Linked DNA regions of Mus musculus: region 1 is linked to region 2. The links are chromatin loops, found by intact Hi-C in ENCODE. Cell type or tissue: heart. All regions are shown on one strand.

What was found. A loop is a pair of places that touch in the nucleus more often than their neighbours do. Peaks named below come from ENCODE experiments on the same cell type or tissue, not always from the same donor. Only the 100,000 strongest peaks of a DNase experiment are listed, where the experiment ranks them.
Region 1: a loop joins it to region 2, with 3 times the contacts of the local background. A loop is called at or near these places in 8 of 42 quality-filtered maps.

What each region holds. Positions count from the first base shown.
Region 1 is chr8:128,487,291-128,495,290 of GRCm38, forward strand. Nrp1 (neuropilin 1) reads left to right here. Exons shown (of 17, transcript NM_008737.2): 12 at 607-666; 13 at 5,737-5,874. Gm32643 (a long non-coding RNA gene) reads right to left here and starts at 5,695. Exons shown (of 7, transcript XR_003947627.1): 1 at 1,083-5,695. In heart, CTCF peaks have their summits at 1,254 (motif pointing left) and 4,624 (motif pointing left); DNase peaks (open chromatin) are centred at 1,071, 4,111 and 4,611.
Region 2 is chr8:127,433,899-127,441,898 of GRCm38, forward strand. The region is part of intron 20 of Pard3 (par-3 family cell polarity regulator); the gene reads left to right. LOC115486907 (a long non-coding RNA gene) reads right to left here and starts at 7,387. Exons shown (of 2, transcript XR_003947489.1): 1 at 7,190-7,387; 2 at 974-1,345. In heart, a CTCF peak has its summit at 4,876; DNase peaks (open chromatin) are centred at 4,933, 5,823, 6,433 and 7,393; H3K27ac peaks cover 1,411 bases.

The DNA.
Region 1 (8,000 bases), 1.1 Mb after region 2:
TAGAGAAAATCTTTATTTGTTCATTTAAAAAATTGTAAAGCAAATGTGTAAGGTTTTTTTTTTTTTTAAGTAAAGCTGTTAGAGTTGGGACTATGGATCAGTTGATAAGGGGCTTCCTGTCAAGCCTAAGGACCTGAAGTCAGCCCCTAGAATACACACACACACACACACACACACACACACACACACACACACACACAAAGCTGAGTATAGTACAAGCTTGTAGGTAGATAATGGGTCCCTGGGACTCACTAGCCAGCCAATCTAGCCTACTTGTGTAACCCTGTTTCAAAGGAGCCAAGTGATATTTCTGACATGACACCGCAGATTATCTTCTAACATCCACATGCACATGCTCCTGCACACTTAATGCAAATCTTCACACACATGTAAACATACACAAAACATAGCATGCATAAAATTAAAACAATCTTATGGTAATGTTGTTTGAATTAGATAGACTAAGATTCAGTCAAATGTGATTGGTCCTGGAAGGAACTAAAGTAAGAGTTTTCTGTGAGAAATGTCTAGAGATGTGAGCTTGAAACATTGTTGCACACTGCCTCTGTTTTCTTATTTTGGTATGCCGCTGCTCTTATTTTTCAGGAGGCACCACTGTCCTGGCCACAGAGAAGCCAACCATTATAGACAGCACCATCCAATCAGGTATCAAAATCTAATGTGTCTATATTCCATGTACCCCTTCCAATCCCACTTACCAAAATAGCATCACTGAGCTTCCTGGCTTCAGTTGCTCTAAAGGCCTAGGAGAACAGCAAAGCTGTAAAAGCCACATGCTTTTGGTACCCAGTAAGCCCCAATGAACAGGGTTCCCTTCCTCATCAGTCATTGCTGAATGACATGTCCCAGCTACCCCCCTCCCCCCAGGGAATTGAGAGACATACTTTGTTTAATTACAGCACAGCTCTGATGTGGCCTGTGTTTGCAAACTAGAAGAAGGAAAGAAATCTCACAAGCCACAGCCTAACTATTTATTTTCATCACCATTCTGCAAAATCAAGAAGCGCAAAGTTTGTCTGTTGTGCCTGCCACAGAGTTGGCAGTTTTACAACAGCACTTACCACAAGACTGGCTCAGGAAACCAAGGTTTACACTGTGCCCGGGCTGAGAAACACCCTGGGAGCATCCCCCTTATCCTTTAGCTCAGAGGAAAACCCAAGGACTCTGTCCGCCCAACCGTGCGTGCGGGTTATCAAAGGCTGCCCTCTTTTGTTTTCTGTTAGTATTCTGTGACATTCTTCCCCACAGACTCACATGAAGGGAAGCAGTTGTATAAGCAACCAGAGGTTTTTTTTTTTTTTTTAAATACTTTAGAGTTAATCATTAGAGGAAGGTGAGAGGGTCAGCTTCCCAGATTCTTCCATTTCCTTTATTGAAGTTCACTCAGCCTTGGCCTCTGCAGTCATTTATTAATGGACCGTGTGGTGTGTATCGGTGTTTCCTCCACACTGACTGCCTCACAGAGGACTAGAAAGGACTTCCCTAATTAGCATGCTTCCTTAAAGGCCACTGTTACCATTGACCTAATTAAACTGTAAGACAAACTTCTTTGGAACTTTCCCCCAGTTTTCAGGAGTTCAGCTGACAAAACGCTTGCTCCCGCATCCCAAACCCCTCAGACGTTAGGCAAAGGAAATCCCCCAAATGCTGTGTTCCTGCTCATACCTGTTGTAATTTGACTTTAGTCACAGTGTCTGTCTGCAGATATTTTACTCTTCCCTGTCTGTTACCAGGAGGACGGCCCTGGTCTGCAAATGGGGCTTCTCTGTGGGGGTGAAGCTGTAGGACTATGACTCTCAATATACTGTCTTTGGCCCTCTATCAGAAGAGGATGAAGGGAGTATATGAAGTTGTGATGACGCCATGTACATTTTAGTTGCTCATCTAGTTTCTTTTCTTGCCAGAAGTGATTAGAAGCACCCTGAAGTAGTCTCTCTACTGCTTCGTTAGTCTCTCATCTCCTCTATTAAACGAGCATGGCTATCTTCAAAAAGCATGAAAGTGAGAGTCATGGTGACCACACCAGGAGAGGTTTTGATAACACATTTGCTTTCAACAGGACCTCTTGGTCATGCTTGTGAAGGTCTTATAAACAAGGGGCTGTCAGCCCAATCTTAGCATTCACCAAAGTCAGAGGGCAGGTGTACAGCGCATGAATCCATAAGATTTGTTACTACCACCATCTAGACAAAGACTGGTTCTAACAGCCTGGCTGATCATAGAGATAGACAATGTCTATATGGTTTCCTGTTTATTCCATTGTCTGAGTTATAAATCTGGTCTTCAGCTCCTCACTGGAGGGTCATGAACTGTTGACCTTTAAAAGCTATCTGTTCACTGCAACCTTCTGGTTAGGTCACTGCATGGGCCTCACAGAGATGGAATGTGCTTCCAGACAGAGGTCTAGCTCAAGGTGAGGCTGACCACACCTAAAACTTGATGCATTACAGGCCTCTCACACTTCACAGATGGCCTCAGACAGACCCTATGTCTTCATCAAAATTCTGTTTACCTGAGCAGTTACAAACTAAGCAAAATCTTAAGATTCTGTTTTAAGAACTGAGTGGGTATCTCAGTAAGTGTATGCAAGCACTTACCCCTGCTGTGCAAGCATGAATTCCTGAGTTCCATCATCAGAATCCACACAAAAGCAGAGTATATGGAGCATGCTCAGAGATAGAGACAGGCAGATCGCCATGGCTCACTGACTAGCAGGCTTGGCCTACATGGCAAGTTCCAGGCCCCAGTGAGAGCCAATCACAAAACACAAGATGGATGGTGCCTGAAGAATAACATTTGAAATTGACCTCTGACTTACACATAGATATACACACATACATGAACATGTGCATACACACACACACACATAGAGGAGAGAAATTTATCTTGAGGATTCTGATCAATACAAGAAACTCAGCAGGAATACAATATCCATATACTGCCTAGGTTGCTGTCATTAGAGGCATAAAAGGGTATTCATGCTTGGACAGACCCCTCTGTTTAATGCAGTTCTCTTTACAAAGGACTTTGACCCTCTGAGGGTCTTTCCACATCCTCACAGCAGCTCACAGTATGTTGGTGACTTATGATTGTGTGGGCTTCCATATCCCTCTTGCTTGGACTTTAGGACCAGCTGATAACCAAGCAGTGATCATACTAGATAGGAACCTCGACTTGAAAATTAAATCCTTGCTCACATCCTGTGCTTAATGACCCAACTGCAGGCAAGATCCTTTCAGCAGCACAGCTGGCATTTGCTCACAGAGGCCATAAATTTGTTTTAAGTTCAGAATATTGTTTCCTGCTATTTTTAAGAAGGGATTTAGTCCAATTATTACTATTGAATTTAATGAGAACTGTGCACAACTCCAGGGCCTGAGTAATAATTTAAAAGCTTAGCCATCAGGGTCCCTGCATCTTCATATCTTTCCTCTACTCAACTTTCTTCTCTTCTTTCTCTGTCTTTTTCTTCTTCTTTCCTGATCCTTATGCAGCTTTTTGGCTTTTTGTTTTTTGTTTGTTTTTGGTTTTATTTGTTTGTTTTTCCCTCTACAAATGTCTGTTGATACTTTGGATGATTGGTCACCTTCATATCCAAGGTGAATTGTCAGCACTGAATTCTACAATCCAGATCCCAGCCCCACTGAAATGCATTGATTTGTTTTTTTTTTAATTTTTTGGCCATTTCTAAAATGCTAAGTTCATATGCTTTACAATGTCATCAGAATGTTAGCCAACATAATGCACAGTGTGGTTTTCTGGGCCAGAGAGCAAATTTTATGTGTAAGCAAAGTAGATGGAACCACTTATGAAGCTTTTCTGCCCTTTTGCATATCGTACAAAGCAGACTGAAGAGAAAAAAATAAAAGTCAAAAACCTCACACTTTCACATCAACATTTCCTACCATGAGGTTACACAACAGTACATTCCGGGACAAGGATGTTGACTATGCCATCTGTGAAAGTCAGTTTTGCTGCCCAAGGGCAGTAACTTCAGGAGAGATTTTTGAGCCTCATGAAGTTCCACTTCATGCTTCAATATCTTACACATGAAAACTCCCTCTCCTTTGACACTCAAGCTGTCCTTTTGCACTAGCTGACTCTGTACAAATGCTCACATCATGTGACCAACTTCTCTTTTGGAACCAACTCTTCCCACCCTTTGAGAGGTCACATTACCTCCTGATTATAAGGACTTATATCCTACTTCCTTGTGATTATTCATAGAGCGAGTTCCTTCCAAAATCTGACAGTAGCACTTGAAAAAAAAATCCTTGGAAACCAAAACATGCATAGTAAATCATTCTTATCAATTTAATAAATCTTTCTATTAAAACCCCTCACACCATTGTTCAGTGGGGGGAGGGGCACTGGAAAGCCCTTGAAGAGCAACTGAAAGGACTTGAAGAACTTCATATCAAACACTTGGGCAAGTTAAAGAAATGCTAAAAAAAAAAAAAAAAAAAAAAGACGTGGTCTCTGTCTGACCCTAAGGCAGCCCATAATAGCATGCTTTCCTTTATTGTATGCAAGTCTTTTCAAGACTCCACTTCAGTTGGACAGACACCCATGATGTGGCTCTATCCAACTCAATACTGCCATCTCGTGGACTACTAATTTCAGGCTTGATCTGCCTGGGGACTGGACAAAGATCTCATCTTTGTGATTGTATTTAGCCTCTGCTGACTCCTCCCCAAACAAAACCCTATCACTGGTTCCTTTCTTCCTTCCTTCCTTCCTTCCTTCCTTCCTTCCTTCCTTCCTTCCTTCCTTCCTTTCTTCTTTTCTTTTCCTTCTTTCTTTCTTTCTTTCTTTCTTTCTTTCTTTCTTTCTTTCTTAATACTTCTGAACTCAAGACCCTTTCAAAGAACTGAGTTGAGTAAATGAAAGGCTTTCAGGTTAAGGATCAGTAAGGTCAGACGCCTTCCCGCAAATCCATTTATGTTTTCAGCTTCCAAAAGAAACATTTGGAAGATTTTAGAAAGTGTTGCTGAAAGAGTCGATGTTTAAATGAATTTGGGCTTTATGTGACCTCAAATTGAGGTTTTAAGTGCGGCGAACAATTGATATGCAAATTCAGAAATTCACCAAAAATAAAAAGAAATAAAAAGACTTAGTCTGAAATTAATTGACCTGATGGAAAGCACAGAAGAAAGAAAATAATCTCAGCAAAATGCTTCAGTCATTCCTTCCTGACACAAAGCTTGGGCCATCAGCTGGTGTGATGAGAAGTGAGACTCAGGGCTAGGCTTCCTGCCAACTTACATCCCAGCTTCAGACACTTGTAGCTAATCTCTAGTAAGATTTCTATCATTGATGCTTATCAATTTTTATGGTTCATCTTCAATAATATTATTGTTCGTATCGACTATTGTGCAACTAGGGAAAATACTTCTGATGTTTCATACACAAGCATCTTGGAAAGTAATCTTCCTGGAAATCTCACATAAACCCAATTTGATGAGCAATCCATAATCTTTCTAAAGGTGGACCCAAAACAGAAAGAAGAATGGTAATGCTAAATGTGATTTTGTAAACATTTTTGGCATGTTCATGCATCTGTTATTTTCTTGGTAATCTTGGGTTTGGTGGATTTTCCATAGCTTTAGAACAAATATGGAATTAAAATAAATGATGCCCATGAGAGTATTAATGGCCTTCCTGATCGTTGTGATTAATTCTTCCCTTATGTCTGTCTGTCCTTCCCCACTGAAGAGTTCCCGACATACGGTTTTAACTGCGAGTTTGGCTGGGGCTCTCACAAGACATTCTGCCACTGGGAGCATGACAGCCATGCACAGCTCAGGTGGAGTGTGCTGACCAGCAAGACAGGGCCGATTCAGGACCATACAGGTAAGAGTGCCACCATGGCTCCATGCTTGGCATATCTTTGGTTACCAGGGAAGTTTCCTGAAACCTATAACTTTATGGATGACAAGAAATACCAGTAGCATTCAATGATTTTTTTTTTTCTGGAATTGTCAAGGATTCTTTCCTTAATGGAAAGAGGCTTAGGACAAGAAGAGGAATTCTGATTGAGTCTGGCTATGGGTTGGCCTTCCTAAAAAACCAAGTGAGCAAGGAATGGGGGGAGGGGGTAACATGTGAGGTCAATATTAGATATATTCAGTGAACTTACACTCATTATATTTTTCCAAACTTTTACCAAGGATAACTTGAGCCATTTTTAGTAGTAGGGAGTAAAACAGCTTAAAACCAGACATGATACGTGCTGGCAGTCCTGGCACTCAGTAGGGACAAACAGGATCAGAAGTTCAAGGTCATCTTGGCTACACACTGAGTTCCAGACCAGCATGGGCTATGTGAGGCCCTGTCTCAGAAAAGGAATAACTGCACGGTGGACACGCTATGCATAGCCACATTCGTCAGTGATATCTGCATCCTAGACTCTGCACCAATGATCACCAGGCACAGTACATTATCCTGGTGCTTCTCTGATCCCCTGAAGTAAAGGGAGAACAGTGCGGGGTAAACTCTCTTACAGGAGACATCTCTCAACCTAGCCCATATTCTCCAGCTTCCATATTCCAGCTCTCAACCTGTACTTTCCTCCTACGAAGACTTACTGGACGGGAATAAGTACACACAACTAATTCAGTGTGTTCCTTCCCAACCTGATCCTGGATTCTTTACCCTACATGAGGTTCTTACACAGACAGACTTGCTACACACACCACCACCACCACCACAGCAACAACAACAACCAACCACCACCACACTCCTGAACTTTATTCAGTAGAGGTCTATCAAAAGACCCCTAAGTTGAATAATTGGGATCCTAAAGGACCCTCAAATTCTCACATGCCATCCCAGGGGGTGGCTGGCTTATGGGATGGGTAGGAGGTGCTCCACCCCTTTTCCGTTCTGCTGTTCGCTTTTACATGGTGAATATAAGCACAGAGTAAGCTAAAGAGGCCTCTTTCTGCCATGGACACCTCCTTTCCTAATGAGAGTGACAAGGAAATTGGATAAAATTGGACTCCTTCAATTCCGAGACACTTTCCATTGAATCTTAAGACAAGCGGTTTTAGAAAACTTAAAATACTTTGACTGTAAATGGCACTGTACACATAAATGGCATCAGATTAACTAAATGCAATTAGCTGAGATGAAGGCAGTAATGGTGGAAAAATGGATGCAAAGTGAAGTGAAATGGCTCAGTAGGACCTGACATTCAAAGAGGGTGAAAAGCTATGTTAGCCAGAAACAAAAGCTAAAAGGCTTACAGAAGCAGAGTGCTAATTGAGAAAATGAAGACATAGTTCCCGACCCAGAGTCTGATAAAGTGTTTGAGAGGGGAAACACCAGCACTTTCTGCTCTGGGAAATTGGAAGAGGAGTGTGTTTCTTAGATTCATGGTAGAGAAGTATGATTCCTTCGGACTATGTGACTTCTTTGTTCTCCCAGTTGCTGAGACTAACTGGCAGCTAGCTCTGCCTTAACTAGAAAGAGCCTCCCACTGCAAGAGAGAAATGGGATCATCTGAGACAAGCAGGCATGCCTGGCACGGAACTGTTAAAAAGGAACAGTCTAGATGAAAAGAGCCCCTGCCTGCTAACTCTCATGAACATAGGCACTCACGGAATTTTCACTGATTTTTTAAAAAAAGACTAGGACTCATTCATGCCAGAACTGGCTTTAAGTTCTCACTTGTAGCTGATGAGAACCTTGAATTTCTGATCCTCCCGCCTCCACTTTGGATTGCTAAGGTTATAGGCATCTGCCACAATCCCCAGATTTATGATACTAGAGAATGAAGCCAGGACTTAATGCATGCTAGGCAAACATTGCACAAACTGAGCTGCAACCCCTTCCCTGCACTTTTAATAGTATTTGGAAGCTAGGCACAGTGGTGCTCACTAGAATCCTGGCCCTCAGCATGAGGACCACAAGTTCAAGGCCAGCCCAGGCCGCATAGTGAAACCCCTTCTCAAAAACAATGATAATGATGAACTTTG
Region 2 (8,000 bases):
CTGCTTACTGGGTTGCTTCCCGTAGCTTGCTCAGCTTGCCTTCTTATAGAACCCAGGACCACCAGTCCAGGAATGGCACCACCCACAATGAGTAGGGCCCTCCCCTCTTTGATCACCAATTGAGAAAATGCCTTACAGCTGCATCTCATGGCGGCCTTTCCTCCAGGGAGGCTCCTTTCTCTGTGATAACTCCAGCTTGTGTCAAGCTGATACACAAAACCAGCCAGTGCAGAGTGTTTGTAGGAAGAGACGCAAGGCCCAGTGTTCTGTGTCCATGTGGTGAAGCACAACTGTCCTCTGCTTAGGGAGAAACTGGCTGCCCTGTAAGAAGCTGTAACTCTACATCTCTCCATCATTCATGCTCCTGGAAGTCTACTGAGATGTTAGAGCTGTATGTACTGATAAGACATGGGCATGAAGATGGAACTCCTTCAGAAAAGTCTTACCTGGAGTCAGTCTGGATGGGAAAGGTCCTAATTCCTCACTGCTTCTATGGGGATGTACCTCCCCCAACTCACCCTGGAAGACCCTTTGAAAAACTAGTAATGCCTGGAGTTTTAGGGCACAGGTCTAATTGCCAGGTATATTAAAGGGGCCAGTTTCACACTGATGAAATTAGATGGTGACTTGTGTATTCTTCTTGAGATTTAAGGACTGAAGTTAAAACACGAAAATACAGAGCTAGGGTGTTGGCTAAGTTGATAGATTGTCTACCCGGTATACACAAGACCCTGGGTGTGATCCCTAGCACTTCATACACTGTGTATGGTGGTGCATGTTTGTAATTCCAGGATTCAGGTATTACAGGCAAGAAGAGCAGGTCAACCTTGCCTCCGTAGTAGTGAGTTCAAAACTAGCCTGAGATACATGAGACCCTGTCTCAAAAGATAAAATACAAAACAAAACAGAACTGCCCCTGTAAACAAAACACAGTGACACCTTAACATGGAAAGAAAGAACGAGAAGAGAAACATTTTTCATTCTTGTCTTTTTATTGCTCATTTGTTTTTATCGTCCCCATGACAGAGAATAACCTGCTTTCATAATTGCCCAAACCTGATAGGTTTTGTCAAACTAAGTTCTGAATCTGCAAATCCCAAGGGCAATGTAGTATGTATATGCCGCTTTTAATTCAATCCAGAGTAGGGTTTTCTGTTTCTTAACCCTGGAAACTCAGTATCAGATTGACCTGTTAGCAATGGTGACTGATCTGTATTTTCCAAGTGTCCTTCTTATTAGAACATTGAAATGGAGTCCTCTAACACCCATGGGGCAGATGGCTCCACAGCTGCCTGCATGTAGAGGTGAGGTGATCCGGAGCTGGCAGCCACTGTCCTATGCAGACCTACAGTGTGGGGTGAATATAAATGTCCACGTGAGGAAGACGACACCTGCTTTGTCCTCTCTATAAAGCAAACCAGTTTTTAAAAGGATTTTTTTTTTGACAGTTCCGAGCTGCTAAGTCAATTTCTATCCTAGACTCTGTAGAAAATGGAATCTTTTCCCTGCAATTGACGTGAAAATTGAAGGCTAGTGACTATTCACTTTCTAATAATGCAGGGTAAATAAATGCTATCACACCGCTGAAAGATGTACTAGAGACAGGCTCTGCAGCTTCCCCATCAGTGTGGCGCTTTTATCTGTGCCATTGGAGGCTCTGTATCTTTTACATTTAATGTGATAGATCAAGCAGACCTTATTCCAAAATGTGTTTTTATCTATCAAGCCACAGATTAATATACAAAGTAATTGTTTAGTCTTCTCAAGGGACTTTTAAGGAAGTGTCTGGAAGCCCCGATGTCCTACATAACTGGGTAGCTTATGGCTTTCTTCTGGTGTATGTTTAATAATTGCTTATTTAGAAACAGAAGGTTGAGTTTCCCCTCGTAGTTGAACAGCTGTGAGACCTGCTCTTGGCCTTCACGCTTGAGTTTTGTGGTGTTCTGGGGTCCTGCACATGCTTTCAGTGGTGTGGAGGGTTTTGGAGCCACTCAGGCCCTTGATGGCCTCCTCCAGGCCCTGTAACTAATGTTTCCTTCTTCACCCTGCATCTTCCCCGGCTGATTACCCACACTGTCCTGTATCCTACGACCATCCTCTATCATGGAGAAGAATCCCTCAGCTCTACCTCCCCTCCAACGCCTTCTTTTTCCTTCTCGTCACAGCAAACTCTTTGCTGTCTCCATTTTCATACACGCCCCTGCCGGTCTTATGTAGATCAGGCTAGACTCTAACTTCCTTCCTGTGTAGTCAACAAGAGTGACCTTGAATATCTGATCTTCCTGCAGCACCTCCTGAGTGCTGGGGTGATGGGTGTGTACCACCACACCCCGTTTATGTGGTGCTGGGAGCTGAGCCAGAGCCTTGTGCATGTCAGGCATCCTCCTGAATGAACCATATTTTGAACCATTCCCCTTTTCCCTTGAACCCTTTCACTAAGTCTCCCTCTGGTCCTGCTCTGCAAAGCTCTCCAGCAGTCTCCATTCTGATGCTTTCACTCTTCCAAGCCTATGCTGGGCCCATGGGCTTGCTGTCTGCTCTGTTCGCTTTACTGCCTAATCCTGTGCCATCTAGTCCTCTAGTGCTGGGGTTCTGCAGGACCTGTCCTCTCTCCCCTTCTCTTACATTTTTGGTTTTGAGACTCGCCTTTAAGGGCTGAGCCATCTCTCCAGCCCCTTTCTTCCCTTCTCTATTCTGTTTTCTTCCTCATTTTCAGTAGCATAGAGAGTAGATGTTATCTGGAACAGAGCCTTCAGGTTCCCAGGCTAAGGAGAGGACTCCCAAGTTTATACCTTTAATTGAGGCACCTGCTTTGAGCTCTGGATGGGCAGTACTCTCTTTGACATTTATGCTTGGGTATGGGCTGGTGGCTGCAAGACTCTGGTCTCTGTTTGCCCCCAGAGCTGTATATCTGCCTCTTCCCTTTGCATGGCTCTCTTCTTCTCTTGATTAGCTCCAAAGCGTTGGGACAACTCTTAATAGCAGTCCTTATATCAAACAGTAGGCTTGTGAATATGTAGAACCTTGTTCTAGCCCCAGTCTATTAACCTGAGGATTCACATCTTGTGTGGGTCCCACTGTGGCCACAGAAGGCAGCTTGTCAATGACTAGAGTCAAAAATGGAGGCTGCAAGAAGGTATCTATGGGGCAACTTTTGGAGTTGACTGGGGAGTGGAAGTAGAAGGCCTGAGTATTTTTGATCTTTTGGCCCATGCCTGCAGCATGTACCCTTGCTGGTTTGAACAATGCCCATTACAGGTGGAAGCTAGAAACTGTAGTAAGTCCATCAGCAAACACTCTGGCTTTCCACATCACCCTGTTCCCCACCCCCAACCCCAGAGCATCACCTGATCTGTGATGCTAATCTTTCCTCTTCTACATCCCTGAAGGCCATCTATTACTGGCCTCTTCCTCTCTGACATCACCTAGCACCAGAACCTCTTCTTTCTATCTTTCTAACCCCCTACCTGAATATCCTTCCCACCTACACACACACACACACACACACACACACACACACACACACACAGATGGCTTCACTGTTAAATCTGTGGTATTTTTGCTTTACAGGGTGGTGGATCTAAAACTGCAAACTGCACTCAGCTACATTGACACTTCCTGCCACACTTCTTGTTACAGTGTCTCTTTTCTCCTTTCCACTGGCTGGTGCCTATGAGTAACTGCTTCCTTGGGTTAAAGTTGACAATGGCAGAGAATGTTAGATTCTTCACCTGCCTTGAGGAAGGACAAGGGTGAAGCCTTGGCCGACTGGTACACAGTACCCAGGAATTCTAACAGAAGTTAACTGAGCATAACTCCTTTCTCGACTTCCACCTTTGTGCTTACGGTTTCTTCTACAGCCTTTGGGGCAGCTCTACCCAGTTCTCTGGGACTGTTCAGAGTGCCTGACCTCTGAACAGCCTCTCCTCAGAGCAGCCATCAAACATTCCCCCAGAAGCCAGTATAAACATACCCCTGGTTCCTGGATCATTAACTGTAAGTGGAGTTTTACACCCTAAGCCATAAAGGGTAGCCTTCTAAGCAGGACTTTGCAGATCCAGGTGCTGGCAGAATTCAGTCACTAGCATCAGAACCACACTAAGCAAGATGGCACTCCCTACTGCATTCCTGAGCTGATCTGTATCACCTGGCACTCCTTGACCTCAGGATGATGGCCTTGGGAGCACCTTCCTTTAGCTGGCTTTCCAAAATTCCCTTTTTCATGTATCTCGTTCTCTGGCCAGTGTTCCTAGCTACTTCCTAGAAACCTACACCCTTGTCCTTTCTCATACGGGTCAACTTCTTTTAAACCTAGACAGTGGCAGCAAGTATTGAGCAACCCAGACCAGTGTAGTAAGCAGTAGACGGGTAATCGAGACACTCTTGTCTGAAGGAACCATGCATTTGTGGCAATGCCAGTGCCACCTTTGGAAGAGCATCCCATTGTTCACATCTGCCTTGCACATGTGTGTCCTGGCACTAAGCAGATATCCTACAGGGTATTTCCACTTTATGTAACATGTTGCATGTCTGTTACATGTTATGATAGATGTTTTCTTCTGTGTCCAGCCTTGCACAGAAGGTATCTAAGCCATGTGCATTCCCACATGTTGGGCTATTCATAGCACCCAGGTCTTAGGCTGTATGCTCCAGTGGTGATGGATTCAAGCATGATGTAATGCTACAGTTGCCACATGAGGGTGTTGCTAAGATTCAAAGCATCAGATTCAGAAAATGAGGTAGGATCCTTCCCTCAAGCCAAGCACCCTCAAAGGGTGTGAGCAGCCACTGCGGCTTATGTCAGCATCAGGTATTTTTCTCCCTGGATGGCAATTCACACATGCAGGCACACATGTGCCTTGACAACAGGGGGTGCTCTGGAGCTGTTACAGTCTCCTGCAGGGCAACCTGTAATGCACATGCTGCCGCTGTGTGAACTCAGCTGGGACCTAACCCACTCCTGCAGCTCAGAATCTTCAGGCACTCCTAAATGAGGTGTGGTTTGACAGGGCGATGACAGCCACACCTCCTTACCCTCTCTTTCCATAATATTTATAATATTTATATTGTGATTAACTGCTCCCCACCCCCAGGCTCTCTATCTCTCCTTATGTAACTATTTTCTGTCTTTGCAAAAGAAAACTAAGGGGATCCAGGGATGTGGCTCTGTGGGCCCACACTGTATCGATTGAGCATACATGTAGACCTATTACTGGGAGTGGAGGGCGGGGGTGGGGTGGGGATGAAGGCTGAAGGATAGGAAGGTCAAAGTCACCCTACACTACAGGACCCCCCCTTATCTCAGGAAGAGAAAGATGACATCATATTCTTGGTCTCCATAGTAACAGATGGGCTGGGCTGAGTGGACTGCGAACACCTGTCCTCCTGTCATTCCTTCTACTCATTGCTCGTTTCTGTTTGGTGACAGCACTGCTCCTGGGTCCTGTTTCTGGCTTTGTAGGGCACATGCAGGCCATGACTTCTTTACGGGAAGAACTTTCCTTGGGCAGCCTGCTGCAGCTGGCATTTAGCGGCCATTGCCTGCTGAAACTGGTGTACATCTGCTGAGAACATTATTTTCCCTAACCCATGTAATCCTCGCCATAATCCTAGAAGGTGCTATTTTTAGCTGCATTTTATGGGTAGAGAGACTAACAACACCGGGGCTCAATAAGTGACTTAACTTGCCAAATCACTCTGTGAAGTGGGGGTGGTGCACACTGAAATCCAGCCAGGTGCCAAGCTGGCCAGCCATTTTGTCTCTTTTGGGGACCATGCTGCCGGACCTGTGCATGGGCCACAGCTGCGGTGAAATCCACCCCAACGCTATTGTGTGTGCTGCCAAAGCAAGTGTTCCTGTTCTAGCTCTGAGCTACAGGAGTTTGTGCCCTTTGGTCCTGACCAGTTTCGTTTCTGCCTGATTTCCTCACTGTTTTCTCTCTATGCCTCCGAGCTCTTTTGTTATCCCCAAGTTATTCTTTTCTTTCCTCCCCCACCCAGCCCTTTTCTGGGATAGAACCCAAGGCTTCCTGCTCGCTAGGCAAGCACTCTGCTGTTTGCTTACACTTCCCCAGCCCATCCTCCAAAACTGAGCATAAGGCTCTTGTTACTGAATCAAACATACCTCCTCTCCTAAGTGACTGTCCTTCATGTGATGACAGAATCCCTTCACCAACACTGACGGTAAGCACAGCCTGCTCATTCTCTTCCTACTGTTCAGGATAGTCCCACAGAGCTCTGGTGCCAGTCACAATGCTACCAGCCATTTACCCCATTCCTTACGTGCACTTTCCTGCACCTCAGACCGTTCTCCACCTCTTCTGTTCTTCGCTCTCGAAACAAGTATACAGTCATCCTTGCCTGCTGCTCAGAACCTGTCTGCACTCCTTCCCCCAGGGATAATTCTACCTTGGCTGTCTCTGCCTGCCCACCTGATGCTGACTGTGCAGAAGAGCATGTTGCTCCTCTCAGGCTCCGCCCACGACAAGCTGCTGTACTCAGCACGTCTCCTGCTGAGGTTCTCTCTGGAATCTTCAAGCCTCACCTTTAGGGTCCAGGGAGGTGGCTAAGTGCTGGAGCATTTTTTTCTACCATGTATGAGGTCCTGGTTCTGTGTCTAGCCACTGTCTGTTTATTCGGCAACTCTTAGCCATTCCCTATCCTCATAACTGGTGGGAACCACATCTCAAGGTGAACTTTTAAACCTCAAGAATTTCACTTTTTTTTTTTTTTAATTCCAGAGGGTGGGGAGTAGTTTTTATGCTTAGTTCTGGAATAGCCCTGAGTCTGGCAGGCACCTTCTCCACCACTGGACTACATGCTCCAAAGCCTTTTTCCTGTTTTGCAATTACAGATGATGTCATCTTTCTCTCTCGGAGGGTTGATTCTGATATAGTTACTTATAAGAAAACAATCATGGGTGCTAGTAGACTGAAATTGTCCTCGTTTTGTTGTTGTTTGTTAGTCTAAGGCAGGGCTTCTATAGCCCAGCTGTCTTGAAACTTACTATGTAACCACTATGTAACCTAGGACTTTGACCTTCAGAGCCTGCTGCTTCCATCTGGGAGTACTAAGAGACAGGCATGTCCCAACCAACAAACCAGGTTCTCTTCAGGGCTGACGATAAGCCCCTGGGCTTGGCCCTGCTAGGAAAGCCCCTCCCAGCAGAGACACATCCCCACCCGTTCACCTGTGAAGCGTTCCCTGGGCAATACAGCAGCTCCTGGACATTGATTGGAGTGTGGTGGCAAAGTAGAAGTTGTCACGTCTGCAATCCTGCCACTGAGCCGCCCTGGCTGTAATGAAGGAAGGTTGATCACTCTCTGGCCAGGCTTGGTTTGGCATGCCCTCCCTAGGGGTGTGGACTTGCAAATGAGCAGCCAAACCACTGAGCAGCTGCCTGTCAGCACTTACAGTTAAAAATTAACTTTGACTGCTCCTCTGGGCAGTCCCTGCTGAAGCTCACCCACAGTGAAGGAAGTTGGTATGACCCAACTGGGTACTGTCCCCAAGTGTGGCCCAACCCAGTACTGTCCCCAAGTTCCTGTTGCTGAATCTCTCAGTGCCTCATGCAGGAGACAGCCACTGAAGGGGGTGCCTTCTATCCCTTGACACATCTAAGCTCTACTTTTTTCCCACCCTGTCAGCTGTACTCTTAAGACCACTTGTACATTAACACAGTCACTCGAGTGCGTAAAATCCAACCCTCTGACAAAAAGCCTCCAGGCAGAAAAAGAAACCGTTTCGCCCTCATCTGTCGATAACGGATTCTGATGCAGAGCTGGCGAATGTGGGTTTTTTCCCAAACCTAGGCCTAGCATCCATGATGACTTTAATAACTGTGAGATACGCTTTCATCAGCAGTTAGAGCAGGGCCACCACTGTTTGATGCCTGGTGCTGACCTCATGATGAGTGGGCTCCACCCCAGTGGACTTCGTGAAAGGGTAGTCTGGATTTTGTCCTGGGAACTTCATGCTGAAGGGTCTAGCCTAGGCTAGCA